Regions from separate parts of the Mus musculus genome. Here all the other regions are linked to region 4. The links are chromatin loops, found by intact Hi-C in ENCODE. Cell type or tissue: heart. All regions are shown on one strand. Region 1 overlaps Prmt7 (protein arginine N-methyltransferase 7). Region 2 overlaps Smpd3 (sphingomyelin phosphodiesterase 3, neutral). Region 3 overlaps Smpd3 (sphingomyelin phosphodiesterase 3, neutral). Region 4 overlaps Gm34026 (a long non-coding RNA gene). Region 5 holds the start of Smpd3 (sphingomyelin phosphodiesterase 3, neutral). Region 6 overlaps Smpd3 (sphingomyelin phosphodiesterase 3, neutral). Region 7 holds the start of Slc7a6os (solute carrier family 7, member 6 opposite strand).

Region 1 (4,000 bases), 180 kb before region 4:
CAGTCCTGGACCTAGTCCATGGTCAGGATTCAGGGTGGATCTGTTCACCCAATTAAGAAAAATCCCTCACAGGCCTGTTCACAGGCCAGTCTAATGCAGACATGCCCTTCTCAAGCAACGCTGTATTGTGCCAAGTGACAATCAAAATTAGTACCACGCCCACCTTTAATCCCAGCACTCGGGAGGCAGAGGCAGGAGGATTTCTGAGTTCGAGGCCAGCCTGGTCTACAGAGTGAGTTCCAGGACAGCCAGGGCTATACAGAGAAACCCTGTCTCAAAAAACCAACCAACCAACCAAACAAACAAACAAAAACACCAAAACCAAAAAAAAAAAAAAAAAAAAAAAACCCCAAAATAGTGCCACACACTTGAGGTGCACTGTCTTTCCAACCCCATGAGGTCTTGAGCAGGGCTGAGGAGAGGCTGTGGTGACTGAGGTTTAGGGAAGGGCAGCAGCAGGAGGAGGAAGATGCTGAGCTTGTGACCATTTTAGAGGCTCAGACGAAGTGATTGAGAACAGGGTTAGAGGCCAGAGACCACGTGTGGAAAAAACTACATTTTAGAAATGATTGTTTCCCCCCAGCTGAGTACATACAGTCTTCACACACACACATATAAATATAAATATATACATACACACAGATACACACACAACTTTTTTCAGTAGTAGAAAAACCAAAATCGGGGCTGGAGCGATGGCTCAGCAGTTAGGAGCACTGACTGCTCTTCCAAGAGGTCCTGAGTTCAATTCCCAGCAACCACATGGTGGCTCACAACCATCTGTAATGGGATCTGATACACTCTTCTGGTGTGTCAGACATAGGATGCTCATATATACATTAAATAAATAAATATTTAAAAAAGAAAGAAAGAAAAAACAAAATAATTTTCATGGTAGAAAATACAGAAAACAATTTAGAAAGAAAAAGAAAATATCCTGTTATTTGTTTCTACTTTGTATTTCTGGGAGTTTCTGTGTTTTTATGGTTAGAGCTGTGAGATCCAGACGAGGCAGGTTCAAAAGTCAGGATTTAGGGGCTAGAGAAGGGCTCAGGGGCTCATGACTTCTGGAGGAAAAGCTTGGTGCTTCCCTGTGGGTTGTGTTTGTATGTTTGCTTTACACACTAGGGTCTTATGTAGCCCAGCCTGGCCTCAAACTTACTATGTAGCTAGGCTGGCCTTGAACTCCTACTCCTCCTACCTACACTTCCCAAGTGCTGAGATTACAGGCATGGTTCACCATTCCCAGCCTCCAGTAGGATTCGATTTGGCAGATGAGGAAGGAAAGTTCAGACTTGCTGGAGAGGATCATGTGGGTTACAAAACGGTGCGGCTGGGAGAGTAAAGGGGTTTACGTTGTAGAGGGTCCCACGTGCCATAGGGAATACAGGCCGTGCTTTGGGACTGGCTCAATTCTGAACATAACACACTAACACAAAGCATGCATCCCTAGGTTTGTCGGAGGGCTCTGTTCTTACTGTCTTTACCATGGCAGCGACACCTACTGCCCTTACTAGGTAGTGCAAGATCCCTTCCTTTCCACGTAGCTGGCATGAAATGGGATTTGAACTTTTATCTTTTTGTTCAGGTGGAAAGTATTGAGTCAGTTTCACTCTGTAGCTCAGGCTTGTCTCTAACTCATCATAATTTTCCTGCCTTACCCTCTTGAATTCTGGGATAGCAGACACAGTAGCTGGTTGGACTTCATCCTTTTGTGGTCATTTTCATGACCCATTTGGAGAATAAAACACTTTTAGCATCAAATTATGAGACCAGAGTCAGATACTATCTTGCTAGCTTGTTGTAAGGTTTTGGTTTTAAGTAGCACGTTGCTCATTTTCCCTCCCTGTCTTCTCCTGCTCCTTTTTCCGATGTATAGGTTTTTAAGCCTATGGCTGAGGCTGCTGTGAAGATTGTGGAGAGGAATGGCTTCAGTGATAAGATTAAAGTCATTAACAAGCACTCCACTGAGGTGACAGTCGGACCAGGTGAGCGCCCGCCGGAGCTCCTGTGTGGGAAGCTCTGTGTGAACAGCAGAAGTCAGCCACACACAAGAAAGCTGCTTTTGCTTTAAGCATGTTGGAATTCTTGGGTAGCCCAACTTTTGTGAAACTTGAGGTAGCAAGAAAAGTCTTTGTAGTCAGGAGTTTGAAACTTAGAAAATTCCACATGTTCCTTGAAAGCTGTCGAGCATAGCCAAGCTGTGTGGGGAAGTCCCGGGACAGGCTGTGGTCTTCATGGCCATTGCCAGCTCTCAAGATGCAGTGTTTTAGGATTGAAGGATCTATTTAAAGTCAGTATTTTATTTTAAGTTCACTTTGTCAAGACCATCAGGATCTAATACAGTACAGGCTAGCCTTGAGTTTGCTCTGTAGTTGAGGTTGGCCTTGGTCCTCCTGAGAACTGTAGGCATGTGTATTATCACACCTGATTTTGTTTTGTTTTGTTTTTCTCATTAAAAAAACAATTACTCTGGGAGTAGGGATGTAGCCAGTGGAACAGTGGCTTGGTTGCATAAGGCCCCGGCTGTGATTATGGTAAGACCCTAAAATACAAGTAATTGAAGCTAGGGATGGGTAAGCTCAACCATTTTGGAAGCTGAGGCAGGAGGAAGATCCTGGGTTTCAAGTCAGCTTGGACTATGTAGAAGATCTTTTTAAAAACCAACCCAAATGTAGAGCTGGAGAGAGGGTTCAGGGTTCAAGAGCACTGTTTGCTCCTTTAGAGGACTTAGGCTCAATTCTTAGCACCACATGGTAGCTCACAACCATCCATAACTCTGGTACCAGGGTATTGCATGCCTTCTGACATTAGTGGGCACAAAGCATACACACGTTGTGCAGACATACATGCAGGCAAAACACACAAAAATGAAATCAGTAAGTTCAACTAATTAAAAAGTTTCTGTGGTGTGTGTGTGTGTGTGTGTGTGTGTGTGTGTGTGTGGTATGTGTTCAGTTTAGGCTTCCTCAAATAAATTCCTGACTATGAAAATTCTTTTGAAGGTCTTGAGTGCTGGGATTACATGTGCTGCCACGCTGGACCCATTATCTCAGTGTAAATTAATATGACAAGGATACTTCAACGAATATATTTACTTAAGAATATAGTATAGAGCCTGGTATTGTGATATTTGAATAGATATGGCCCCCGTAGATTCATGTGTTTGAATGATTGTTTTTTGAGACAAGGTCTCACTATGTAGCCTTGACTGGTCTGGAACTCATAATTGTAGATGATGGCTGGTCTCAAACTCACAGAGACCCACACAGTTCTGAATGGTCAGTGCTGGGGTTAAAGGTTGCACACTATGCCTGGCTGAACAAAGTCACAGTCAAGCCACCACTGAGAAGCAAGCCCCTCACGTGAGTCTATTGTATGTGCTGTTCTCTTCTGAAACGTCACTCTGTCTGTCTCTCTCAACACTCCTTAAATCTATAGTAAAGCTTAGTAAATTCTCACCTTTTTTTCTCCTTTCCCCAGTGTCTGAGTATGGTGTGTATAGTATGGTGTGTATAAGCGAGGTGTGTGTGTGTGTATACGCGCAGGTGCACTCGTGTGTATATTCAGAGACCAGAGAGGAACTTCAGATGTCTTCTTGCATTGGTCTCCAACTTTTTTATAAAATAAAATAAATAAATAAATTGAGATATGACCTACTTAAGTAGCTCTGCTGACTGGAGTTCGCTCTCTAACCAAGGCCATCTTTGAACTCACAGATACACTGCTTCTGCTTCCAGAGTACTGGGACTACAGGGGAGTGAGGACCACCATGCCTGGCCGCCCGCCACCCTATCTTTTGAAATGCTCTCTCACTGGACCTTGCTTGCTCTTTCAGCTGGACTGGTTGTCTAATGAGCACCTGTGATTCCTGTCTCTGTCTTCCTGATGCTGGAAGGACATGCTAGCTTTACACGGCCATAGGGATTTGAACTCAGGTCTTCTTGCTTTCACAGCAAGGGCTTTTACTCACTGTCTAGCTTGCTTTCCTTTTGCTGTG
Region 2 (4,000 bases), 100 kb before region 4:
GGCTCAGCATAATTGGGCATCTGCCACTGGCATCTACAGATGTCTGCCTTTATCAGACATTGATGTGTTTCAGGGTTTTCACGGAGAGCCCTGTAAAAAGCTCAAGCTGGTTGTGACGCTTATTGTTCATTTTATTTGAGTTCCTTATCATGTGCAAAATGTTCCAGGCACCATTAGGAGACACAAAAGACTCTGAAAACACAGTTTCAGGGGGCGGAAGCTCACTGTAGTGTGGAGGAGAGACACGGCCATGGACATTTACAAACATTTGCTGAACACAATCAGCTGGTAGGAATGAAAGTTGCTCTCAGCAAATCCCCAAGGCACTGGGGGTAGGGTGTGGAGGCTGCAGACTTAATGCTTGCTGGGGGAATCTTCTAAAATTGGATGGGTGTTTCAGGCTGTTTCTACATTAATGTCTTTAGATTACTACCCAGACAGAAGTGGAGAGCAGAAATAGGGCAGGAGCTTGACCAGGAGAATATTAAAGGGGACTAGCATCTTGCTTGAGGCAAACATTTGAGGCCTCCATCTGGGCACATTATAATTATTGCTTAACCATAAATGTAGCTTGGCGATGTGCATTGATTTCTCTATAGATTGCCTAAGGGCATTTAGGGAAAACCCAACATTGGCAACAAGAGCTGTCCTCATCAATTTACAAAACTCATGTCTGAGAGAGACAACATCACAGAAGGGCAGCAAGCCTGCTCGTGCCCATAAATTAAAGTAATCTTCTTTGGAAAAGGATAATTTACGTGATCAATAATCTCTTTTAAAAGATTACTTGGAGTCTTTAAAGAGACTTCATTTATTCTCTTCCCTTCCTCAAAGCTGGATTAGTAGAAGCGTGTAACAAGAGATGTGGCAGTGAGAGTATTAAGCTAGAAGTACTCTCTGAAGGGAAAGGAGATAGAAGTTTCTAAACAGCATGGCTTTTTTTTTTTTTTTTTTTTTTTTTTAAGAAAAGGTCTACATGGCCCCAATTGTCCCAGAACTCGATATCTAAACCAGGGTGGCATCAAACTTAAAGAGACCTACTGCCTCTTCCTTCTGAGTGCTGAGATTAAAGGCATGTGCTACCACAACAGGCCTAATGGCCATTGAAAACAATAACAACAACAACAACAACAACAACAACAACTAAAACCTGACTAGGGCCTTATGCAGCTAGGCAAGTGCTCTACACGCAGCTAGAACTCCAGCCCCACAATGCCAGTCTTAAGAAGTTCTAAATTTATCCTTGAGATTCATGGAACTCAAAGCAAAAAGAGAAACATAACCAATTACAAAGCTCCAGAGACTAACATGGACAATATGTGTTAGTTCAAGAATATCAGTTTATTTGTGAATTTATAAAAAAAAATGAGGCAGCAGTAACTTGAGGGAAGTTGGAGGAAAGATCTAAAAAGTTTTTTTTTTTAAGATTTATTTATTTATTATATGTAAGCACACTGTAGCTGTCTTCAGACACTCCAGAAGAGGGCGTCAGATCTTGTTACAGATGGTTGTGAGCCACCATGTGGTTGCTGGGATTTGAACTTCAGACCTTTGGAAGAGCAGTCAGGTGCTCTTACCCACTGAGCCATCTCACCAGCCCCAAAAGTTTTTTTTAGAAAAGACTGATTTTGAAATTTTTTTGTAGTGGCAGAAAAAGCCATAGTGAAGATAGACACATTTACTATCTGAGTGGACATGGGCAGCTTTAGATTAATCAGTTTATTGCCGAATGACTGAATCACTTGGGATGGTGATTGACACAAAGCCACTGACCTGGGTCTCAGCATTCAAAGCATCTGGTCTACCCTAAGGTAGAGGCTGTGCAGACAGCACAGGTCTGTTAGACTCAGTGCACCTAAAGAATTCAACTATGTCTGTCTCCCAAAGCTTGAGAGCTCCAGCGAGGGAAGAAGATCACTCCTATCATGTCTTGGGTATGGGCCTGGACTCAATTAATATTGAATAATGGTTATATTGGGTATAGTCAGGACTCAATTAATATTGAATAATGACGTCTTACAAACTAGAGGCAGAAATAGTATCCACAATACAATAAACAGCAGTTTTACCTTAGTAGGGACTTACTGGACCTTGTCAGTAGGAGCCAGGCAGTTATGAAGTGCCTAGTAAGTAGGATGTGATGTACTTGGACTACAAAAGACCTATCATGGGCTGGAGAGATGGCTCAGAGGTTAAGAGTGGTGACCGTTCTTCCAGAGGTCCTGAAGTCCCAGCAATGACATGGTGGCTCACAACCATCTGTAATGGGATCTGATGCCCTCTTCTGGTGTGTCTGAAGATAGCTACAGTGTACTCATATACATTAAATAAATAATATTAAAAAAAAAAGACCTATCATGGCTCTGTTCAGGTAGCTAAGCCCAGGCTTACAAGTGCCTTGAAAAGGCAGAGGGGAAGGAAGGCTCAGAGACAGTGCTGACTTGTTCCTAGCTGTCTCCCTGTACACTTGAAGGGTAGGACCTCACAAGCATGATAGAGGAAAAGGGAAAGATTGGAGAAGGTCAGGGAAAGAAAAGGACCAAACTAGTGTTGATGAAGACACAGGACTTGAACCTGAGCAGGAGCAAATAATGGCGACAATAATCAAACATGAGAGGCACAAGCAGTGAGGGACCAACAGCCAGTGTGTTGAGCATTCTGTCGAGCCAGGTCCCTAAAGCAAGCCATATATATATAATTTTTTTTCGAGACAGGGTTTCTCTGTATAGCCCTGGCTGTCCTGGAACTCACTTTGTAGACCAGGCTGGCCTTGAACTCAGAAATCTACTTGCCTCTGCCTCCCAAGTGCTGGGATTACAGGCGTGTGCCACCAACGCCTGGCGCAAGCCTTATATTTATCATCATATTTTATTCCCACAAATAAAGCTCCTGACTTGCTCTGGTGGCACCAAGAGGAAGTAGCTATGGTACTCTGGGGATCCTAAGACAGTTGGTTGGCTATCAAAAGTGCTGAGGGCTAGGAGGAGGCCTCAGTTGAAGGAACAATCAGATCATTGGGACAGAGGAGAGACTGGGCTGGGATAGTTGGGAGGGCAGTGGAAAGGTGTGTGATATACTGAGCTTGTGACACACTGAGTTTGAGAAGACAACAATCGCCTGGAAATGTGGGCCTGGATCTAGAGAGCTGAGGCAGGATGTCAGAGAGGAATGCACTAGGAGATGCATGGCCTGGGGGGGGCTGGTGTTGCTGAAAAGATAAACTAACCAAGATGGAGCTTATGGAAGGGCCTGAAATTAGAACCAGGGAATGACAGGACAGAGACATGCTGAAAAGAATACAGGACAGGAGGCCATGGAGGCAGAGGCTCTGGGCTCGGCAGATTAGGGTGAGCCTGGCTCTTCCCTGGGAAAAGAATAAGGAGGAAAAGGCATAGAGCACAGATTAGGAGAAATGAGTGGGTGGTGAGGACTGTCAAGGCTCTTCAGTATCAGCCTGTTAGCTGAGAGTCCCCACTGTCCAATAACCAGCACCAGTCTACAGTGCCATTCCTGATTGCCAGCTATGATCCTTGAGTGGCAGGGAGGAAACCCAAAGTCAGCCAGCAGTCCTGGTGTCCCACAGATGACCCAGTCTCATATCACCAAACATAGCAAAGGTCGGGATGAGGAAATCCCACAGACACCCAGCCACGTGTAGCTCCCCGAACAGCTCTGTGAGACTAGGAAGGAGTAATCTGAAAGCATCCTCCAGCTCTAAGTTGGCTGCCACAGCACCGCTAATTCCCACAGGCTGGTTTGTAAAGAGTGGTCTTGTGCACTCTGCCTGCATGAGTTAATACGCAGCGGCTATGATACAACTTTTTCCCTGGTTTCCATTAAACAAGACAAAACAAGACAAAACACAAAACAACCCGCAAACCCAAAAGAAAAGCCACAAAGCAAATGGCTCTGCAAATCTCGTGGGCAAGGTCACAGTGAGATTAGACCCCAGAGTCTGTGATTCTCACATTTTTGTAGTAAGGATTCTGGTGTCAATAAG
Region 3 (4,000 bases), 91 kb before region 4:
TCTTTAGCTTGTCTTCCTCATTTTGTCTTTTTGTGTCTTGCTGTGTCTCACATCTCCCTCTTTACCCCAAATGCCATGTGGAACAAAGTAAGGTATAAACAAACACATACAGTCGTGTGTTGTCAGACAGACATGTTTGCTTGGCAAGAGTTAGGGACATCTGTCAAGACACAGCTACTCCAGATCAGTTGATTCAGCCTGGTGTGTGTGTGTGTGTCCGTCCATGGGATTGTTTTGAAGTTCAATATAATTTTGAACGTATCAAGTAATCAACAAATGGTAGGCATTCACAATTGTTTATAAGTCGTGTTCTCAAGAGTCTGCCCTACCAGGTAGGATGCTCTCCCTTCTTCCTCTCTTGTGCTCCCAGTCAGCTAAGACACTTTCATGGCCTGTTTGCTTTCACTTTCTCTTATGAGAAAGATGTTCAGACACTGCAGCAGAAAAAAGCCACTGGTAATGCTTGCTGGCCATGATTTGAGCTTGGACACGTTCAAAATACCAATAGGGGAGCCAGACACTTGTACTAGTCCAAGATACTTGGTAGGATGAGGTCTAAGAAATTGATGATCAATTTGCCTGGAAGAAACCTAAACTCTATGTAATCGGAGCTTTCATAGACTGAGAAGAGGGTTGTACATGAGAGATGGATGGTGAATAATTTGACTAAGTCAAATGCAGTCGATGCAAATCTAGGCCTTTGAATGCTTTAAATATAACCCACTGATATAAAAAGCATTGCGCTAAATTTTTTAAAGCTGAGATCTTTCCTAGGGTGAGAGACTCACTTTTTTGATAGAGACATGCTACCCATAAGGCAAGCAGAGAAGGCATAGAACAACAGGAGATCACATTCCCCTATAGGCAACTGCGAGTTTCATGCATTTTATAGTCTACAACAGCAGCCCATGTGCCTGCTACACATTACCTCATGAGCCATCTCAGAACCATAGTAGCAGCTTGGGAAGGCTATTTCAAAGGGCAGGTGGTTCCAGAGGGGTTTTCTTCTGTTTATTTTGAAAGTCAATCTGCTTCTGGCTCTCTCCACTTGTGTCTCAGATAAGACTGAACCATAGTCTTTAATTTATACAAAGATGGGTTTAAAACTGGATTCCCTTTTATTTGCTTGCTTGCTTGCTTGAGATAGGGATTTAATGTGTAGTGCAAGCTGGCCTTGAACTTTCATCTCCCCACCAGCCTCCTAAGCACTGAGACTGCTGATGTGTGCTGCCATGCCTAGCTTCTTTGTCTTTTGAGGGCTGGGTCCAGAGCAGAGAACCAGCCCAATGTTGGGTCTAGAATGAGTTTGCTGATTGCACCTTTCTTGTGTAGAGAGAAGAATGGTGGGAGTGCAGAATGTTGAAGATGAGGTCAAAGGCAGGATGAAGTAGAGGTACCTGAACATCATGGAGAGGGGGTAGCATGTGCGCAAGTCTGAGACCTCTGGGGCCTCTGTATAGGTGAGAGAAACAAAGAACTGGTATGTGGTTGGGGGGATAAAAAAAAGTATGTGTCTGGGTCACTTTGTTCTGCCTAACCTCCCTAACTCCTCTGGGGGTAGTTTAGGATAGAATGGGTCAGGTAGGTGTTGGACGAAACTAATCAGATCTTTTATGGCTACCAATGAGATAAGGGGTGACTCAAGGTTGACATCTCTTGAATTAGTGTCCTGATGCAGATACTAGTTGAAGCTTTGGGATACAGATAGAGACAGGGATCAGACTGAAAATTTGGGTTGGGCCTCAGGCCTTGTTTTGTGGGGAATCATCCAGTTCAGGAAACTGAGAAATGTCTGAGTAGCTAGGTTAACAGGTAACTCCTTGTCTCCCAGATGTGGGGGTACTGTCCCTCTTAAGCATAAGTAGAGGGGAGGGACGTGATGGTACCACATCTCAATATCTTTTCTTATCTTTTAAAAATATATTTATTATTTATTTATTTTATGTATGTGAGTACACTGTTGCTGTCTTCAGACACACCAGAAGAGGGCATCAGATCCCATTACAGATGATTGTGAGCCACCATGTGGTTGCTGGGAATTGAACTCAGGACTTTTGGAAGAGCAGTCAGTGCTCTTAACCACTGAGCCATCTCTCCAGCCCCTTATCTTTCCACATCTACTGGTAGCTTTTCTCTAGTTACCTACAGTTTCCTTGAAACCACCATAATTTTGATGAGTGAGAAACTTTTAGGCCCTTCTCCATCCCTGACCCTAAGCCCAGTATCTTTATTTCATGTAATGAAGGCCGTGATAATGGCAATTGTAACGAAGCATGATTGTTAAAATGGGTGACAGTACTAATAAAGGCAGCAGAGAGTGGACAGAAAAGGAGACTGGAAGCAATAAAGCACCTATAGTTTTTGCAGAGGATCCAAGTTTGGTTCCCAACACCTATGTCAGGTTTCAAAACAACCTGTAACTCCAGTTCTAAGGGCTCTGACTCCCTCTTCTGGCCTTTGCAGGGAACTGCACTCATAGGCACATACCCACAAGACAAACACACAGGGGCATAATTAAAAGCAAAAATAAATCTAAAAGTAGCTAAGTATTGGAATATAGTTAGAAAACTATTTGACTCAGGTCAGTGTATATACCTGCTATTGCTATTATTATTGTTATGCTTGACATTGATGTTATTTCTGTAATTGTTCTTACTGCTGATATCATTACTACTGCTAGCATTTGTGTTACTCGGATATCTCACGCGCTGTTACATTATGATCTGAATATGAAATACTCCCCCACAGGCTTTATGTGTTGAATATCTGGTTCCAAACTGGTGGCACTGTCTTGGGAGGCTCTAGAACCTTTAGGAGGTAGGTGTTGGTTGGAGAAAATAGGTTCTGGTGGCCTGTCTCAGAAGGTGATACCCGGTCTTCAGTTCTGTGCTTGGGCCATGAAGTGGAGGACCCCGCCCCCCCAAACCTTATTCCTGCCACTGAGGAGTTCTACCTAAGCACATGGAGCCAACCAATTTAGGGAACCCTCTAAAGCCATGAGCCCAAATAAATAATTATTTCCTTCAATTATGCTGTGTTATTTTGGTCACAGCAATGCAAGGATAACACAGGCATCAAGGCCATTTCATCTGAACGTCATTTTAATCTCATAACCCAGCCCAGGAATAGGTGCCTACTGTCACTTTCCTCTCAAGATGGGGAAACTGGGCTCAGGAGGGACGTGCCTTAAGATATACTGAGCCTGCTGCTGAGTCTGTATGCTTGTCCACTTGGCCTACCTGGAAAGGCCTCACGACTACCTAACAGTCCCTCCACTACCCATGCACAGCGGGGATGGAAGGTCTACCTAATGCATGGCCGATAAGGACCAGGTGAGTTAAGTGGCTTCCAGAAGGGCCTGCCTCCTCTGAGCTAAGCTGCTCTCCAGCCAGCTGATCAGAACTGTCCTTCCAAATCACAGTTTAACCATTCATTGTTCTGAGCATGGAGGCAGCTCGCCCCTAGTACACCCTGACTTGGTGCTGCCACAGTGATTAATAAGGATTTTCTGTGTTCATGTGAAACCTCTCAGTCAAGACCTCAAAGTGCTTTGCAGGCATTAATTAAGCTTTGTGGTGGTGACTCAGTTAGGTGGTAGCCCGAGGCTTACTCTATAAGTCTTCGGCGGGTGCAAAAAGAGAGCAAATCACTCCCCCAGCAAACCATGGCTTTCTGACCTGTCAGATCCAGTTGGCATTTCCATTCCTGGCCATGATCATTTGCAGAGTAGACTTACTTCCTGTCTTTCACTCGTACAGTAACCAGTTTTCAGAAGCCATTTCCTATCTGAGTTACAACTGTGCCAACACCTAACTGGTGCCCAGTGCTGGCCCAATTGCACTTTGGGGGCTGACATAGTGCCAGGCCTGTGCCCATTAGCATGTTTAGGCCAAATGCATCCATTCACAGGGGTCACTGGTGTCATCCCATCCCTGGAACACTATCTGCACCTGCCCCCATTCTTCCCTCATCCTTAGATCCGCCCTCTCTCATCTTCTGC
Region 4 (4,000 bases):
TGGTCTATGTGTATCTGTGTGTCTGTATGTATGTGTGTGTGTCTGTGGGGGGATCTGTGTGATCTGTGAGTGTGTGTATCTGTGTGTGGTGTGTGTGTGTCTCTCTCTCTCTCTCTCCCTGTGTGGTCTGTGTGTATCTGTGTGTCTCTCTGTGCTTGGTCTGTGTATGTGTGTGTGTGTGTCTGTGTGATCTCTGAGTATACATGTGTGTCTGTGTGCGGTATGTGTTTGTGTGTGTGTTGTGTTCAGTTGTTTTCCACCTTCTGTTTTTGTTTCTACCTTATTTTTTGAGGCAGGTCTCTCAGTGAATCTAGAGCTCATCCATTCAGCGAGACTACCTGGCCAGCAGTCCCCAGGGGTCCTCATGGTTCTATGTCCCCAGTGAGGACTTGATTTTTATGTGGGTTGGAGAAGACTAAACTCAGTTCCCCATGTGTGTGTTCATAACCCACACCAGCTCTTCCTGCCCTATGGCCAGTGGGGCTGAACACTTTTCCGGACTTTTCACGCCCAGGGAAAACAGAAGAGAACTTACATTCAGCAGGGGAAGGAGCTATAATGAGCCAGAGAGAGCCCTCCGCCCTATCTCTTTTGCCCACAGATCCCATGGACCCACACCCTAAGTGACAAAGGGGCACCGGAACTCTGAGAATCAGTTCTGAGGTTGTGAACATTGGACACAGATAATTATCCAGCTGTGAGTAATCTGAATGGTTCTCAGGGCTATTTCTGCATAATTATAAATATTTGAGGATATTAAACTCCCAGGTTACACATCGAGGCTATTATTTGAGCTTCGGTGGGCTGCTGAGTGGAAAATGCAAACATCTTCCCATTCCTCCCTCCTCAGGCACTTACAATACGTTGTGGGATTCAACAGAAAAAACCCTAGCACCACAACAACCTGGAAACCAAGTCCGTTGCTAATATTTCTAAATAGCTTAAAAAAAAAAAAAGGAATGTGATCACTCTAGTTAATTGTGGTGGGTTTGCAATGCATTTTTTCTTCGAGGTTTAGGAAAGCAATTACCATCAAACAACCTACTTGTGCCTCCATTGTGATAAAATGTTCCCCTCTAATGGGATCCGCACGCCACACAGTGGGTCTTTATAGCACTCAATGCTTCCAGAAGTGTTCGCATGAGGGGGCTCCTTGGCGTGCAGTCAGAGTTGTGACTAGCTCTCAGAACCTGTCACGGCACAGGATTCCTAATGGGAGACAGATCCTTCTGAACAGAAGCTGGTAAGTAGAGTGCCATGGAGAGACACGCCACCCTACCTCTGCCTGGTGGTCCATGAGATGCTTAGAGGGAGAGGCCAGCCTCCGGCCCTTATCAGCTCATCCTGTCTTTGTACCTACTGACATCTCCTATTGCCCAACTCCCTCCAATCCTGGAAAACAGAGGGTCTCTGTCAGACATCCTCTGTGTCCCCTGCCATCTCCTATGCCAAAGCTGTCTCCTGCTTGACCACAGCTTCCACACAGTCTCCTAGGGGTGACTCGCCATTCTCCATCCCCCTTTCCCATTATCTCTGGAAGCCATTGTTCTGTGCTTTAGAACGTCGTGCACACATCTCTGGAGCTTCTTACATGCTATTCTCTCTTGGTAGTCCTTAATTCTGGGCCTTTGCTTGCCTCTGCTCCCATCAAAGACCTGCCTTTGAGCCACCCTGGTCACAATTCGCTCCTCTCTCTGCCACATTGAGACTTGACCTGGTAGAGTCATGGCCACTACAGTGCACTACAGTGACATTCCTACCACACCAAATCTCTGGGCTACAGCTCAGTATGTCGTGGTTCCTTCCTTTTGTTTGTTTGGGGTTTTGGGGTTGTTGTTGGTTTTTTTTTTTTTTTTTTTTTTTTTGGTTTTTTATTTGTTTGTTTGTTTGTTTGTTTAATTTGGGACTCCATGTCTACCGATATGTTTCCCTCTCAGTGTGTCCCGTCTTCCACTCTTCACTTACAATGTTTCCGTCTGAAGTCTGCACCCCACTCCACCCCCAACTAGCTGGCCCAATGGGAGTTTTGACGCCAGCTTTCTCTGTCCACTAACATCAGACCCCAGTTGCTAGCGTCTCTATTTACCACATCATTCCCCACAGGGGTCCCCCTAGCACGCACTCTTGCTCCAGGCTAGTAAGACAAGAGGGAAAAAGCTTACCCAGACAATCTAGCATCGTTTTTTTGTTTTGTTTTTTTGTTTTTTTCTGGAAACCCAAGGTCTCAAACCAAGGTGGGACAAAGCAGTACACCTCATACAAACGTCTAGCAGCCCCATGCCTGGTTTCTTTTTCACTCAGTATGCTTAGGTCGGTAAAGGTGCAGAACAGGATGTAGAGCCCAGTCAGTCCAGGCTAGCCAGGTGGATCCAGAATTCTCTGCCCAGAGCCCACAGGCTGCCACAACGCAGACAGAATGGGCCCTGGGCGCCCCCTAGAGACTATGAGGACCATAGCCACTAAGAGAGCCACCTTGACTTGAGAGGGCTCTAGCATTAATTCCTGCCGTGTAACTAGAAAAATGACCTCCATAAAAATGGGCAAGGACAGAGCAGAAATGTTTGACATGAAATACAAATGCCCAATAAAACTTCAAGCTGATGTTTTCAAAGGCAGGATCTGTCGCAAGCCCTCACAAGCAACAACTCCTTTTAATCTCACAGCACTCATAGGGAGGGGTCGATCCTTCTGAGCCGACAGATAATAAAGGGAGACACCCACGGGCTAAATGACCAGTTCGTGGCCACAGAGCAAGCATCAGAGTCGGTATGTGATCTGGCAGTGAGAACTAGAGTCTAGAGCCTTATCTGAGGCAACTCTCGATATATTAAAAACAAAAATGAAGTGTAAATTAAAACCATTCATTTAATAAACTGAGGGAATCCAGTAAGGATGGTTTCATCCTCCACATAGCCTTGGGTCAAGCAGGATTCTGGACACCCTTATACCTGTTCCTTTCCCACAGCCATCCAAAGGCTTGCTATCTTGAAAGCTCTTGAAGGAGCCTAAAATTTGAGTGTGTTGGCCCTGAGTCAGGCAGCCTGGCCTCAATTTAAGGCAGGGGTTTTCAATCTTCTTAATGTTTTGAGACCCTTTAGTGCAGTTCTTCATGTTGTAGAAGACTCCCCCACACCATAAAAATTATTTGTTGCTACTTTATTTTTAAGATATATATATAATATATAATGTATATGAGTACACTGTAGCTGTCTTTAAGACACTCCAGAAGAGTGCATTGGATCCCATTACAGATGTTGTGAGCCACCACGTGGTTGCTGGGAATTGAACTCGGGACCTCTAGAAGAGCAATCAGTGCTCTTAACCACTGAGCCATCTTTGCAGCCCTCGTTGCTACTTTTTAACTGTAATTTTACCAGTGTTATGAGTTGTAACACGAATATCCATGTTTTCCAATGGTCTTAGGCAACCCCTGTAAAAGGGTTGTTGGACCTCAAAGGAGTCACGATCCACAGGTTGAGAACCGCTGAGCTAAGCTGTGTTATCTTTCCTTTACTCCAAAGACAAAAACAAGGGGAGAGAAAGGTCAACGGGAGGTGGCTCCAGGAAGGTGAGCCTGATTCGTCCCCAGCACGGGCCACCCTTCAAAGGCCATCCCCTACCCTCACGATTTTGGTCTCATCAGGTTCCTTTGAGACTTAGATAACTCACTGTCTGGAAACAGATGATCATAGGGTTCTCCGGTGTTTAGTGCTGACGGGTGTCTGTTGAGTCTGTGTTCTGCTTGGGGTCCTCCGTGTCCTGCTTAGGCTACCTCAATCAAGAGTGTGCATGTTTGTCGGATGAGCCTAAACTAGGGAGGTCAGCCAGGGTGAGGGCTATTGGGGCCAGCGGATTATACCCCTTAATCCTAGAACCCCAAGATATTCCCCCCTCTCTCTCTTTCTCTCTCAGGCAACAATCCTTTGTCATCCCCCTGGACTTCTTCCTGTCAGGAAGTTTCTGCTTCTTTCCACTCAGCAAGCTGCTAAGTAAACACCTT
Region 5 (4,000 bases), 65 kb before region 4:
GGCACACGCGTGAATACTGGAGCATGGACAGACACATTCATCCAGTCACATTTTCACTCACGCTCTGCCCCACACACCACTATCAATAAAAATCACATCTAGCCACAAAACCAAATTTGTCCTAATATAGCTGATAGGGCATGAGGTTGAATGGGTTTAGTCAGCATGCTTCTTCAGATCCCCTCAACTGCAAGGTAGAGTCCCTGGTCATCCCTGTCCTCGTGGTCACAAGTCCTGCCTCTAGTAACCATCAATCCCATCGCATTCTTGGGGCAGGACTGGCAGTGGGGTTGGAAGGTGGGGACAGAGAAGAGTGTATGGCACAGGACCCAGCACAGCACAGCCACCTCCTCCCTCGGGATTTTCCATCCCGGCTCGCGCGGGCCCGCGAGGAGCGAGCGCGCTTTGTCTCTCTCGCTCTCTCTTCTCCTAGCACGTTTCCGTGGAAGCTACCCGTGCCGCGCCCGAAGCCCCCCTTCCTCAGCCGCGCCCCTCGCGCAGTCCAGCCCTGCACGCCTGCCAGTGCCGCCACCGCCGCTTTGTCCTCCCGTGGATGCCTGGGCAGAGCGCGAAAGCCGGGCACCTGAGAGCAACCCCTGCTCGCAGGGTACCAGATCTCGGCGTCCAGATCTGGAGCGCGCTCGGCATGCAGCGGAGCATCCCTCCAGGATCCGCGAACGCGGAGGAGCTGCGGGTTGCTGGAGAGGGAGACCACTGGGTCCTTTCCCTCAGGTGCCCATCTAGACTCTTAGCCGTGGTGCTGGAGCTCTAATTCCCGGGGTGTGGCGGAGCAAGAGAGATGATCTCCACTCTCTACTGCCTGGGACCTGGATCTAGGTGGAGAGGGCCTGGGAAATAAGATCCAGGTAGGGAGGGGTACCTCAGACTCTCACTTCTACCCACCTCCCACACCCAGGCTATTCAGACCTTAGGTGCGGCTCCATCACAGAAGACCCAAGCATCCATCAGTGCTTGGAGCAGGGTGGGGAGGAGTCCTGCAGCCCTTCACTTTCTCCATTCCCAAAAACAAATATCCCACAAAGAACCCAACTGTGAGCAAGTCATAAGGGGAGAGCCTGGATGTAAAGGAGGGCAAAGGGAAGGGTCTCCCTAACAACTCGAAACCTAGGAGAGTCTAAGAGGAGGGGAGGTGTCTCATCAGTCACATCCCAATCCCTGTTTGCAGCCTGTTTGCAGCCTCGAGCTGGGGTGTTGTAAGGAAGGGTCCCTCTATCTCCAAACCTCTCATCCCAGAACAGTCCCTCCATCCTCAACAACCCAAGCAGCCTTGACTTTAGGCGCAGGAAAAGGGAGACTCCAAGCCTTTTTCACGCTCTCCTACGAGAGACCAGAGAGGGTCTTCCAGCCCTTCATCCCTTACACTCAAGAAGCTCTTTCACCATACGACAAAACCCAGCCGAGGTTGCTCCGACCTCAGGCCCTGGGCCACGAAGAGGCCCGCAGTCAGTCCCTCCAGCTCCACGGACAGATGGTGTTAAGTGCGGCGAGGACACGTCCCATCAACTCCCCAGGCCCCCCTCTCCTCAATAAAACAAAAGCAAGTCCTTAGCACCCACCTCAGGTGGCGCACAGGAGGGCGCTCGGTGCGGGGCAGCGCACGCGGCGCCTCCCAGCTCCTCGCGACCGGGGCTTCCTAGAGACGGCTCTCGCGGCGGCGATGGTTACAGCGACCGCGGCTCTGGCATCCGGAGCCTCCCTCGGACTCAGCACCTGGAGCGGCGAACAGCTCCGCGCCTCATTCCGCTGACCCCGCCTCCCGCGAGCTGCTCTGGCCAATGGAGACGCAGGATCCGCCCAGGAGGTTGCCTATTGGGAGGTTCCGGTCCCTCCGTTGGGACCTCGCCCCCAGAGACCGCCCAAGTGTTTGCTCTGCCTGCTGGAACATGTAGTCTCTTAGGGCTGTGGAGTGGGCTCGTGCCGCGGGCTTGTAAACAAATGGACTACATTTCCCAGAGTGCATTGAGGAGCCCTAGGCGCGGAGGAGGGTGGGAGGACTGTTTCCATAGCAAACTCAGCCCCTTGGGGAATGGGGGATGGGGAAGTGGGGCAGGCCTTGGGACCCTTGCAAGACCACATGTGATCTGTGGTTAGCGTCTTGGAAGACGGATTCGGTTATCTTTTTCTCTCTGTTTCTACTTGAGGACCCTGGGCCTCAGTTTCCCTGTCTAGGAAGAAAGGTAACGAGACGGCCTCGCTGCAACACTCGGTGGAGCCAATCGAGAGCGAGACGCTTTGGTTCCTCCCCACCAGAGATAAAGGATACTGGAGGAGACCTTCACACCTCAATCTGAACTTTTATATTTTTTCCTTAATTCTGACACTGAAGGTTTGTTTGTTTTTTTTGTTTTGTTTTGTTTTTTTGTTTTTTTTTTTTTGTTTTTTTTCTTCTGGCCACATTCCTTGCGCCACTAGGACCTTTCCTTCTTGTCCCCACATTTTTGCAGTCTCTCCTTCAGTACTTTCTGGTAGAGTGAGCTGCTTCTGCCTAAAACCTTTCACAGGCTTCCTCGGGCCTCTGGGATCAAATCCACTTTTCACAGCAAAGCTGGAAAGTCCCTTGAGAATTGGACTCCACTCTCGTTTGCATCGTTCTGAACTTTGGAAACTGGCAAGCCTTGAGTACTGATTTTTCTCTCTTCCTCTGATCCCCTCCATCATGCCGTCCTCCAACTCCTCAACATCCTTTAAGCCCCAGTTTAAATGTTGCCTTGATGTGTGACGACTTCCTTGATGTTCTGCCGAGTGTTGCACATCTTCTGTGTCTGTCAGCCTCTACTTCCCCTATTTGATTTGCATGTTTACACACCCAGCTTCCTCATGAAACTAAACTTATAAAGCAGAGGCAAGTCCTGTATTATTCATATTTATAGTTCCGTGTCTACAACCTCTGACATACAGGAGGCACTCAACAAATGCTGAGATTTACCTATAGTTATTGAAAATGAACAGCGGTTTATCTGATTTCAGCATACACCTTCAAAAAATGTTTATTTTCTAAGGTGTTTCCCACTCCTAAAGATGTTCACTAGAAGGATGCTACTGGTTGAAAAAAAAAAGTTTAAATGCCATTCATACTTTTAGGATTGGTTGGGATTTTGTCTGAATGTCCCAGGGTCTTTCTACTACTGTGGTTCTAGAGAAATATATTTGTGCCTGCTATTCCTGTCAATTCCCCCACTAAATGTCACCAGTTCCTCTATTTTAGCTGTTGGCCCTACTTTCTATGTCTAAATGCCTGCCTCCCACTCCCTTTCTGGGAAGATCTTCTCTCACCTGTCAGTCATGAAATAAGATGCTGGCTGGCCTTTAAACCTTCTGCTCAGCATCATAGGACTCCACAGTGATTTCCTGCCTTGCTAGGTAGCATTTTTTCCTCCTGAATCCCCAGGAAAGATTCTGATACTGACTAGATGTCTCATTAATTCCATCCATAGTTTGTTTGTCATCGTCCTAGAAGTTTAGGGTGTATGAAAACACAACCATTCTGGAAAGAATGCCTTCATGTGCATAGTTGATTCACACTGGGAAAGGAAGTAACTGGAAAGACTACTATTCCAAACAGAGCCTGAAAGAAAGGAAGCCTGCTATCCCGGTACAGAACAAAGGCTAGGGCAGAGGATGAATAAAATGTTAGTTCTTCCCTAACAGGACCTCGAGTAAGCCTCGCAGAGGGGCTTTGATCTTGGCTAAATCATGGAGGAAGGCCACTGGGGCTGACTTAATAGACACAGCCTCATTACTAAGGATGAGTTACTCATTACTGCCAGGAGCACAGGGAAATGGGATGTGTTGAAGCTCAGTATCCAAGTCTGTGGATACAGTGAGAGCAAAGGCTGTTGGGAGAACAGAACTATGCCATACAGTGGACATCCACAGAAGCCTAGCGAAGAAACCCACCAAAAGCCGGAGGTGAAGCCCTTGGAGGTCAGTTGAGCCCTTTGAAAGTATCGCTAGGGCAGGAAATTAGATTGACAGAGCA
Region 6 (4,000 bases), 140 kb before region 4:
TCCCTCCCCTCAGTTTTCAGCAGAAGCCAAAATTGGAGTTGCCTAATGTGGATGCTGGGGTTTCTAACTCTGGTTCTTATGATGGAGCAGTCTATGCTCTCAACCATGGAGCCGTCTACTCTCAGTGACTCTCTCCTTCCTTTTCTGACCACACTCTCAACCTGACCTCCTATTGCCCCTCCAGTTTGAATTCAAAGCCACAACCCACTGGAGGAGCCTTGGACAGCCTCCTGCTAGCTTGTCTTTAAGCCCCATCTGGCTGTATGGTTCGTCGCTTCATGAATTCTATGGGACAGGGTCTTCTGCAGTCTCTCTGTCTTAGGCCAGAGTTCTGGCCTGTGTCCCCTCGTTCTGGGCCCCTGACATGGGCTGGACCCTTCTGCTTCCACAGTAGCACCTTCCTGCCTCCACTTCTCCAAACCTGACCCCTTCTTTACTAGGGCAGAGTTACATTGGTTGGGCCTGGCTCAGCAAGCAGGTGACTTAGGCAGGCCATCTCTATCTAATTCTGGCTTCATAGAAATAGGGATTTTAATTGTATGTCCCAAAGACAATGCAGCTGCGCCCCCATGTGTGTAACCCAGCACAAGAATGAGCACTTGTCAGTGCTGTAGCCCAGAGGGAAGAAAACACCACCGAGGCCTCCCTCAGGGCCCCTTCTCACTAGCTGCTGGAGGCTACTCCTCACGGACCGTTGTGGGCACCTGTCCTCAGAATCTATATCAATAATTTATATTTCTATGTGAGCACCAGCTGCCCTCCCCAGACTTCATTAATCCATTCCAATTGGATTTCCTGTGTTGATGAAGCCTCAGACCCAGGCACTTCCCAGGGAGGTGGACCACAGAAGCCAAGCTTCATTCTCAGTGGCAAAGGACAAACACAATGGTGGCTCTCAGTCAGCCTTCTGCTGCTGCTGCTGCTGCTGCTGCTGCTGCTGCTGCTGCTGCTGCTGCTGCTGCTGCTGCTGCTGAGATTGAGTGGGTCTTCTTCCTATCTGCCTCTCTCAGCTCTGCCCCCTGGATTTCTCCAACTCCACGTTCCTCCCCAGCATGCATTGCACGCCAGTCTTCCTCCAGGCCGATGGGTGAATGTCTGGATATTTGATAACAGGCTCTCTTGCTGAACTTAGGTTGTTTCTAACTCACATGTTTAGTTCTTGCCCATATACCAGCCCCATAGTGCAGCCATCTCACAACAGCTCTGGGAATCAGTCCTGTAAAGTTATGGACAACTGATGTATAAAAGCACGTTTGAGAATGCGGTACTCAAAGCAGAACATGACACGGCCCCATGTGTTGCTGAGGCAGTAGCTAAGCTTTCTTCCATTGTATTCTTCAGCCATGGACACTTAAGCTTAGCACTTCTTATATATTTAGTGTGTGCCATTTCATGGATGGGCACATTAAGGCTCACAGCACTCAGACGGGCACACATTAGACCTGTTAGCCTCCGGATGCTGCTCTTTGCTGCTTTCTGGGCTGCTGGTGTCTTTGTCAAGATCAGCCACCCGTTTGTCAGACTTTCCCTTAGTATCACTTGCCCTGTGCTGACAAAGGACAGGACAAAGGCATCGCTGCTGGCCCTGCAGCAGAGAAGAATCCACCTGGGATGAAGACGCCATGGCAGCAAGGCCATAGCTGCCTCTCACATATCCTGCCTCCCTCGTACCTGCCTCCCTCGTAACAGGTGTGTGATCTCTGTAGTATCCAGTTTATTATTTGCTGGGACTCAGGGATTCCAAACATAGTGTCCCCAGGACCTGTACAGTCATGTGTGTGTTTCTCTTACAAAAACACAAAGTCACACCGAGAGGCTCTGCCCTTTAGTTCTGACGGCACAGAACGTTGATTAAAAAGGTGCTCAGAATTAGCTGTGCAGAGTGGAGGCCAAAGGGAAGCCAGCCCTTCCTTCATGGGGATGTCCAGGTTTTCAAGGGCTCGGTGAAATAAACTGGGAGAATGTGACCCAGTGAGGGCCGTGGTAGAGGAAGGGACGAACTGCTGGCTGCATCCTCCCAGAGTCCCTGGCTCCTCTCCAGATGGGCCTGACCCTCTTCTGTGGAAGAACAGTCTCACCCAGCAGGGCCCAGCTCTACTCCCAAAGGCAGCATCTAGCCAGACAAGTGCCTGAAACATACCCGAGCACAGAGTCAAGCACCTCCCACAAAGTGAGGACTGGCTTGTGCTTGACAAGACTAAGAGCGGCAGAGCAGGGGATGTGGGGGCCCCTCTGGGTGACCCAGGAAGGGTGGAGCATGGGCTGTGGGAAATGGAAGAAACTGAAGGGGGTAAGAGGAGTCAGACTTAGGAGGAGGCCTCACTGGAAGAGGTCAGCCACGTTCACAGTGGGCAAGTGCAGAGGAGTACAGGGCTAAGACGGGCAAGTGGGAAGCAGAGGCATTGGAAAGTAAAATGAAAAATCTGGGATGGCCGGGCAGGCACAAGGTGCACGCAGCCAGAATGACTTCTTCAGGCTTCAGTGTAGAAGAGCCAGGGTGAGGACAGCAGGGCAGATACTGAGCTTGCCTCGGGAGTAAGATGTCAAGAATCATCCAGAAACGGAGTCTGTAGCGCCACATTCCCTTGGGGGGGTGGGGGGGGCAGGGTTGATAATAAGGGACCCTGAGAAGTAAAGAGAGCTGGTTGCATGCTTATCCCAACCTTCAGCTATTCAAAAACGTGTTAGCCCCATCATGGTGTTAAAAGATGTTGCAAATCAAGTTTGATATGAAAACCATACTAGCCAGCTTTAAAAAGGTTCGGAATGGCATGGATCAACATATCTGCCAACTAATTTGAAACCCACGAGGTAAAGAGAGAAAAAAAGAATAATGACAGAGCCACAGAGGAGAAGCCAGCCCAAGAAGTTAAACTGTTTGAGGGTACCGGATGGAGGAGGAAGGAGAGGAGGGGCCATGTGGATTGTTCTGCAATGCAGTAGTCTCTGGACATTGCCAGGCTCACAACCATCTGTATCGCCAGGGGTGAGAGGACATATCTTTCCACTCTGAACTTGATGACATATCCCCTCCCTTCCCAGAAGGCCATGCTGGGTACCAAGACAGAAACACATCTTCAAATACAACACAAATGAACCCTATGTCAGAACAGGAAGGCTGAACTGTGTGTCAGACAACCTGCATCTCTGTGGCTGGCGAGCTGGGAACCCTAACTCTGGTACAGTCATGCAAGAGGCCTCGGGCAGCCCAGGGTGAGACATCTGAGTGTGTGCCTTCGTTCTAGCAGGCTCAGTAGAGCCAGTGAACACTTATCCCATCAGCCACTGATCCAGCATTTTCCTGCACAGACTGGAGCTGAGAATGAGAGAGACCTGTCCTGGGCCATAGTCAGGGTCCCCTACCAAGCAGCCCCTCAGGCAAGTCTCCCCAGCAGAAGAGCTGCTGCCCCTGGGGCAGAGAGCCCCATCTGCATCAGACCGCCAAATGATGCTTCAGAAAGCTCTAGATTCACTTAACGGTGGCTTTTAGATAGAGAACAAAAAGTCGACACAGTATTTCAGGCTGTGTGGAAGATAATGTGTAATGACCAAATTACCATGGTCTAAAACCTCCTCCAACTGCATCCGAATTAGCAGAAATAATTACGGTTCACTTTAATTAGGGACTATGAAGTGAAGCCAGGGGCTGGTGGGCAGAGAGCCTGGCATGGCAGCTGCTGACACCCAGAAGTGGGGACTGTCCTGGCCATTGAAGCCTCAGTGGGTGGGTGTGGTCTTTGGCCTGGAGATCTAAGAGCCCATATGCTGGCCTGCACTCTGGTCTGCTCTGGGCTCTGCCCTTTGGCTTGTCTCCTCTTCCACCACAGTTACCACCACCACCACCACCACCACCGTGGTCACCATTATTCAGGACAAGAAACTCTTACTCCTATCTGGGCCTCAGCACAGGTCGCTCCCACTCTACAGATGAGTAGAAATGACTCAGATCTGAGATACTGGCCCAGACCGCTGAGCCTGAGCCCGTGTGGTAGGGCTGGGG
Region 7 (4,000 bases), 190 kb before region 4:
GCCTGGTCTACAGAGTGAGCTCCATCTGTACAGCTACAGTGTACTTACATACATAAAATAAATAAGGCTTTTTTTTTTAAAGGTTCAACAGGAGTGAGTATAGACATACAAAATCTAATAAAAACTATTACTTTGAATAGCCAATGCTTGCTAATAAAAACTTTCTGAAAAAAAAAACAAAATGGCGATAAAAGTATCTAATTCATAGTATTTGTGAAGATTAAGAAAAGGAAAATACCACATTAGGAATCTAGCTCAGAGGAAGAACACTTGCCGCAAGTTCCCTTTGTAGTGACAAGTCTGGAATTTTGGTTTCTTTAAAGAACACAGAAACAGTTTATTTTTTTTTTTGTTTTAATCCCAGGTGTGGGGATGTGGGGCTGCTTTGAGCTGTCTAAAGCAGCTGACTATGATTTGCCTCATGCCCTAGCAGAAGTGGTTTTTGTCAGCTGTAGATAGTTTCTGTGACATTTGGAATTCTGGGAACTTCTCAGAGGGTATATATAAATGCTAGAGCCCCGTCTTCAGGGAGGTTGGAGGCAAATTGTTAGTAGTCTGACCATACACTGCACCAAAACCTCCAAAATTGTGAGCTAAAACTCCTTCCATATTTACCTCATTTTTCGTAGCAATGACAGTTTAACATCATCTCTAAATACTGTATATCTTTTAAATAGCCAAATCCACTTTCAAAAGGCCTACATCAATTCTGTTTATTTATTTTGATACACGTTCTCACTGTGTAGCTCTGCCTGGCCTTGAAAGAAGAGATCTATTGATCCATGCCTCTTGAGTATTAAAGGCCTGATCAATCACACACAAAGTTTTTGTTTTTTGCTTTTTGTTTTTTTTTTTTTTGGAGACAAGGTCTCACTATGTAGTCCTTTTTGGGCTGGAACTCAGAGATCCACATGGTACTGCCTCCCAAATGCTGGGAGGGAAGGTGTGTATTACGACACAAGCAAAAGAGAAAGAAAGAAAACCAATCCTAAGGGGCGTGGGTTGCACATGCTTACTTATAATCCCAGCACTGGAGCGACGGAGGCAGAACTGCTGTGTGTCAGAGGTCTGCTTGGGCTCCATAGCCCGTACTATGTCAACCAGAGCTACACAGCAAAACTATCTCAACAGAACAAAAACAACAACAGAAATCAGGTAAAATGAGGTCAACTCTTAGAGATGGATCATCCATTCTTAAGCTTACAGTGTGTATGCTCTTCATTACTGCCTTTGGGAGCAGAGCAGACATATACAGTACTCACTTTGCGGCAGTCGGTGGCAGCAGCCTCTGGGTTTTCCTCCTCGTGGACCAGGTCCAACAACTGGAAGCCCGCATCCCCGACAGCTTCTGACCCACACTGAGGCTCCAAACTGTTCGAGGTTCCCGAGGATCGGTGGCTGGAGACCACCCTGTAGCGGCCCTCTTTACGGACCTCGCGCACCGAGGCACGAAGATCGCGGCGGATACGCAGCTGGCTGCTCCGGGACGGGCGCAAGGCAGCCCGCACAAGCTGCTGGATTGGCTCCTCCTGAGGGGCGTCGGGAAAAGAGATGACTGCGACACGGGCAGCGTTCAAAGATCGCTCCCACAAAGAGTCCATTCACCCTTCTCATACCTGGGATCGCACGGTGGCAACCAACTGGAAGACATTTCTCTCCGCCGCCGCCGCCTCCTGGCCCTCTGGCGTCTCCCGAGCCGCCGACTCGACCTCGCTGCTCCGGGGGCGTTTACAGGCCAGCACGAGCGCCTCGGCGGGCTCCGCGTTGCGCTTCCGCTTCACGCGCAACACCGCAGTCCTGCCGGCCTCCATAGCGGCGATCGCGGAGTACTGTGGGAAGGCGCGGGGCGCGACGGGATGTCCATCCAGTTCAGCGGGCGGGGCCTCACGGAACGTCACGCTACGCCTCGACGCCCCACCCACAGTGGGAGAGGCAAAATGGCCGCGGGAGTGGCGGCGAGTGGATCGCTTCCCACAGCGGGTGAGCTGTTGGGCTTGCTGGGGAGGTTGGGCCGTGGCTGGGCCTGGGTGCAGTCGGTCTTCCGGCCTCATTTTTAGGGCTCTGGCGTTGGGGATATTTGGGTTTCCGGTGTACTTATCTTCCGGGCTGCTCCAGAGTCCACGTGGAGTGGTTCAAGCACCCTGAGCAGGTCTGCCGCAGCGGTCCGCGTGGGTGACTGTCCTTTCTCAGACTGTCGCCGGGCGCAGGACTTGTGTCAGAAGCCTCGCCCCAGTCACTCACACCGGGCGGGACCTCAGTTGTATGCAGCGCCCCTAACCCAGCCGGGAACGGTTCGGTCCCGGGACCGTTCGGGCGGTTTTGCTTCGGGATGGCTTTCTCAGTTCGTATTCTGAGCAGTTTGGGAACCATTCAGTTCACGACACTCACCCGGAGAAGCGCCAGACGTTTGTGTGCCCGAGGTGGACATGCTTTTGATTAAAACACTGGAGTGGCCCTCAGTGCATTTTTAAGTGTGTTCTTAGTGAAACCCTAGCGACATCACAGATAAGCAAGTGTCCTTAATCTGTTGCGGAATAACCACTTCTGCGCTTTTACTGTATAATGTTAGCTCATTGCTCGGCTTACCCTGCCTTCTCACTTGCCTTCACTTGAAGGCTGGACCCCGATGGACTTGTGGGGCCTTTTTAATTATGTAGGAATTTCTGAAAAGTGGCGAAACTTCCAAACAGCCCTATATATTTACTGTAGGCCCCCCCTCACCCCCAAATTTTTCTTCAGACAGGAATCTCATTGTGCAGCCCTGACAGGCATGGAACTCATAGAGATGGTCCTGCCTCTGCTTTTCTAGTGCTAGAATCAAAGACATGCAACGACACGTTGTTCTGTTTTGTTCTTGTTTTATGACAAGGTCTCACAGCATTGCCCAGGATGGCATCAAACTTTAGATCCTTCTGCCTCAGTTTCCTACGTGCTGAGATTTTAGACATGAGCTACCACAACTGGCTTTTATTATAGTTTTTGATGGTATATCCTATATAAAAAATGAAAATTACTCTTGTCAGAAATATCAAAATACTGGTTAATTTTCTTTTGAGATGGGCTGTCACTATGTAGTTCTTGCTGGCCTAGAACTTACTATGAAGACCATGTTGACTTTGAACTTACACAGAGATCTGCCTGTCTCTGCCTTCCAGACCTGAGATTGAAGGTCGATGTTATCATTAATAAAGAATTGTAAGTAACTTTGACATTTTTGTCTGTTTCTTTATTTTTTTTTTCTCTTTGTTTTCTTGTCCTTTCTCTCCATCCTAGGCATTATAATTGATTAGGTTTCTGATATCAAGATATCTTCCTAAGAAGTAAATTAACAAGCCTCACGTTTCTGTGCAAACACTGAGGAGCCAGTTGGCACCATGAAGGTCTTCTGTGGCCGTGCCAATCCTACCACGGGATCCCTGGAGTGGCTGGAGGAGGATGAACACTATGATTACCACCAGGAGATTGCCAGGTACCCAGGGCTGCTGCTCAGCTGGCTGCAGGGGTGCAGGGCTCCTCCATGTCAATTTAGGTTTGAAGAAGATTGTGGAGATTGTTTTTCTGAGCAGTTGAGGTCTCTGTTAGGAGAAGAGAGCACCTGCTGAGAGCAGTGTGGGAAGTGGGTTGGAGAGAGGACAGGGAGTCCTCTGTCCTAACGTAGAAGCAAGCAGTGGAGGTGAGAGAGGCAGAGCAGCTTGGAGGAGCAGGAAGGAGTTTGGTAACCCACTGAATGCAGCAAGAGGGGAAAGTTCAAGAAGCACCAAGATTCCTCCCGGCGAGATGACCGGGTGGATGGGATGCCCACCCGAGAGGAGGAGGTGTTAAGGTTTGGACACTTCCTGTGATGCTAGAGGTCGACAGAAGCACGAGTTGTGGAGACACAGAGTTTGCGGGCGGAGCTCGGTAAAGGTGAGGTTGAGAGAAGTTGCTGCATCCCAGTGAGAGAGGAGATGGAGATGGAGATGGAGCGTAAGAGGATCAGCCGAGGAGACTGAGGAGAGCC

What was found. A loop is a pair of places that touch in the nucleus more often than their neighbours do. Peaks named below come from ENCODE experiments on the same cell type or tissue, not always from the same donor. Only the 100,000 strongest peaks of a DNase experiment are listed, where the experiment ranks them.
Region 1: a loop joins it to region 4, with 3 times the contacts of the local background. A loop is called at or near these places in 13 of 42 quality-filtered maps.
Region 2: it touches region 4 in a loop (6-fold over the local background); 2 of 42 quality-filtered maps call a loop at or near these places.
Region 3: it touches region 4 in a loop (2.7-fold over the local background); 2 of 42 quality-filtered maps call a loop at or near these places.
Region 5: it touches region 4 in a loop (5-fold over the local background); 19 of 42 quality-filtered maps call a loop at or near these places.
Region 6: it touches region 4 in a loop (3-fold over the local background); 16 of 42 quality-filtered maps call a loop at or near these places.
Region 7: it touches region 4 in a loop (3-fold over the local background); 13 of 42 quality-filtered maps call a loop at or near these places.

Annotation. Positions count from the first base shown.
Region 1 is chr8:106,225,332-106,229,331 of GRCm38, forward strand. Prmt7 (protein arginine N-methyltransferase 7) reads left to right here. Exons shown (of 18, transcript NM_145404.1): 5 at 1,880-1,988. Among named protein-coding and RNA genes, the nearest start is that of Prmt7, 16 kb to the left of the region's middle. In heart, a CTCF peak has its summit at 1,514 (motif pointing left); no DNase peak of the experiment used is centred here.
Region 2 is chr8:106,300,910-106,304,909 of GRCm38, forward strand. The region is part of intron 1 of Smpd3 (sphingomyelin phosphodiesterase 3, neutral); the gene reads right to left. The region is part of intron 1 of 4930506A18Rik (RIKEN cDNA 4930506A18 gene); the gene reads left to right. Among named protein-coding and RNA genes, the nearest start is that of 4930506A18Rik, 21 kb to the left of the region's middle. In heart, no CTCF peak of the experiment used is centred here; no DNase peak of the experiment used is centred here; H3K27ac peaks cover 479 bases.
Region 3 is chr8:106,309,717-106,313,716 of GRCm38, forward strand. All of the region lies in intron 1 of Smpd3 (sphingomyelin phosphodiesterase 3, neutral), which reads right to left. All of the region lies in intron 1 of 4930506A18Rik (RIKEN cDNA 4930506A18 gene), which reads left to right. Among named protein-coding and RNA genes, the nearest start is that of Smpd3, 26 kb to the right of the region's middle. In heart, a CTCF peak has its summit at 2,460 (motif pointing left); no DNase peak of the experiment used is centred here.
Region 4 is chr8:106,401,041-106,405,040 of GRCm38, forward strand. It overlaps Gm34026 (a long non-coding RNA gene), which reads left to right. Exons shown (of 3, transcript XR_387995.2): 2 at 602-697. Among named protein-coding and RNA genes, the nearest start is that of Gm34026, 3.0 kb to the left of the region's middle. In heart, a CTCF peak has its summit at 2,442 (motif pointing left); DNase peaks (open chromatin) are centred at 2,421 and 3,971; H3K27ac peaks cover 609 bases.
Region 5 is chr8:106,336,235-106,340,234 of GRCm38, forward strand. It overlaps Smpd3 (sphingomyelin phosphodiesterase 3, neutral), which reads right to left and starts at 1,731. Exons shown (of 9, transcript NM_021491.4): 1 at 1,578-1,731. In heart, a CTCF peak has its summit at 1,624; DNase peaks (open chromatin) are centred at 457, 1,887 and 2,757; H3K4me3 peaks cover 2,543 bases; H3K27ac peaks cover 913 bases; H3K27me3 peaks cover 1,437 bases.
Region 6 is chr8:106,260,439-106,264,438 of GRCm38, forward strand. All of the region lies in intron 3 of Smpd3 (sphingomyelin phosphodiesterase 3, neutral), which reads right to left. Among named protein-coding and RNA genes, the nearest start is that of 4930506A18Rik, 20 kb to the right of the region's middle. In heart, no CTCF peak of the experiment used is centred here; a DNase peak (open chromatin) is centred at 2,133; H3K27ac peaks cover 349 bases.
Region 7 is chr8:106,209,103-106,213,102 of GRCm38, forward strand. Slc7a6os (solute carrier family 7, member 6 opposite strand) reads right to left here and starts at 1,831. Exons shown (of 5, transcript NM_001007567.2): 1 at 1,617-1,831; 2 at 1,263-1,529. The coding sequence starts at 1,811. Prmt7 (protein arginine N-methyltransferase 7) reads left to right here and starts at 1,952. Exons shown (of 18, transcript NM_145404.1): 1 at 1,952-1,980; 2 at 3,274-3,469. The coding sequence starts at 3,375. In heart, a CTCF peak has its summit at 1,826; a DNase peak (open chromatin) is centred at 1,839; H3K4me3 peaks cover 2,739 bases; H3K27ac peaks cover 1,972 bases.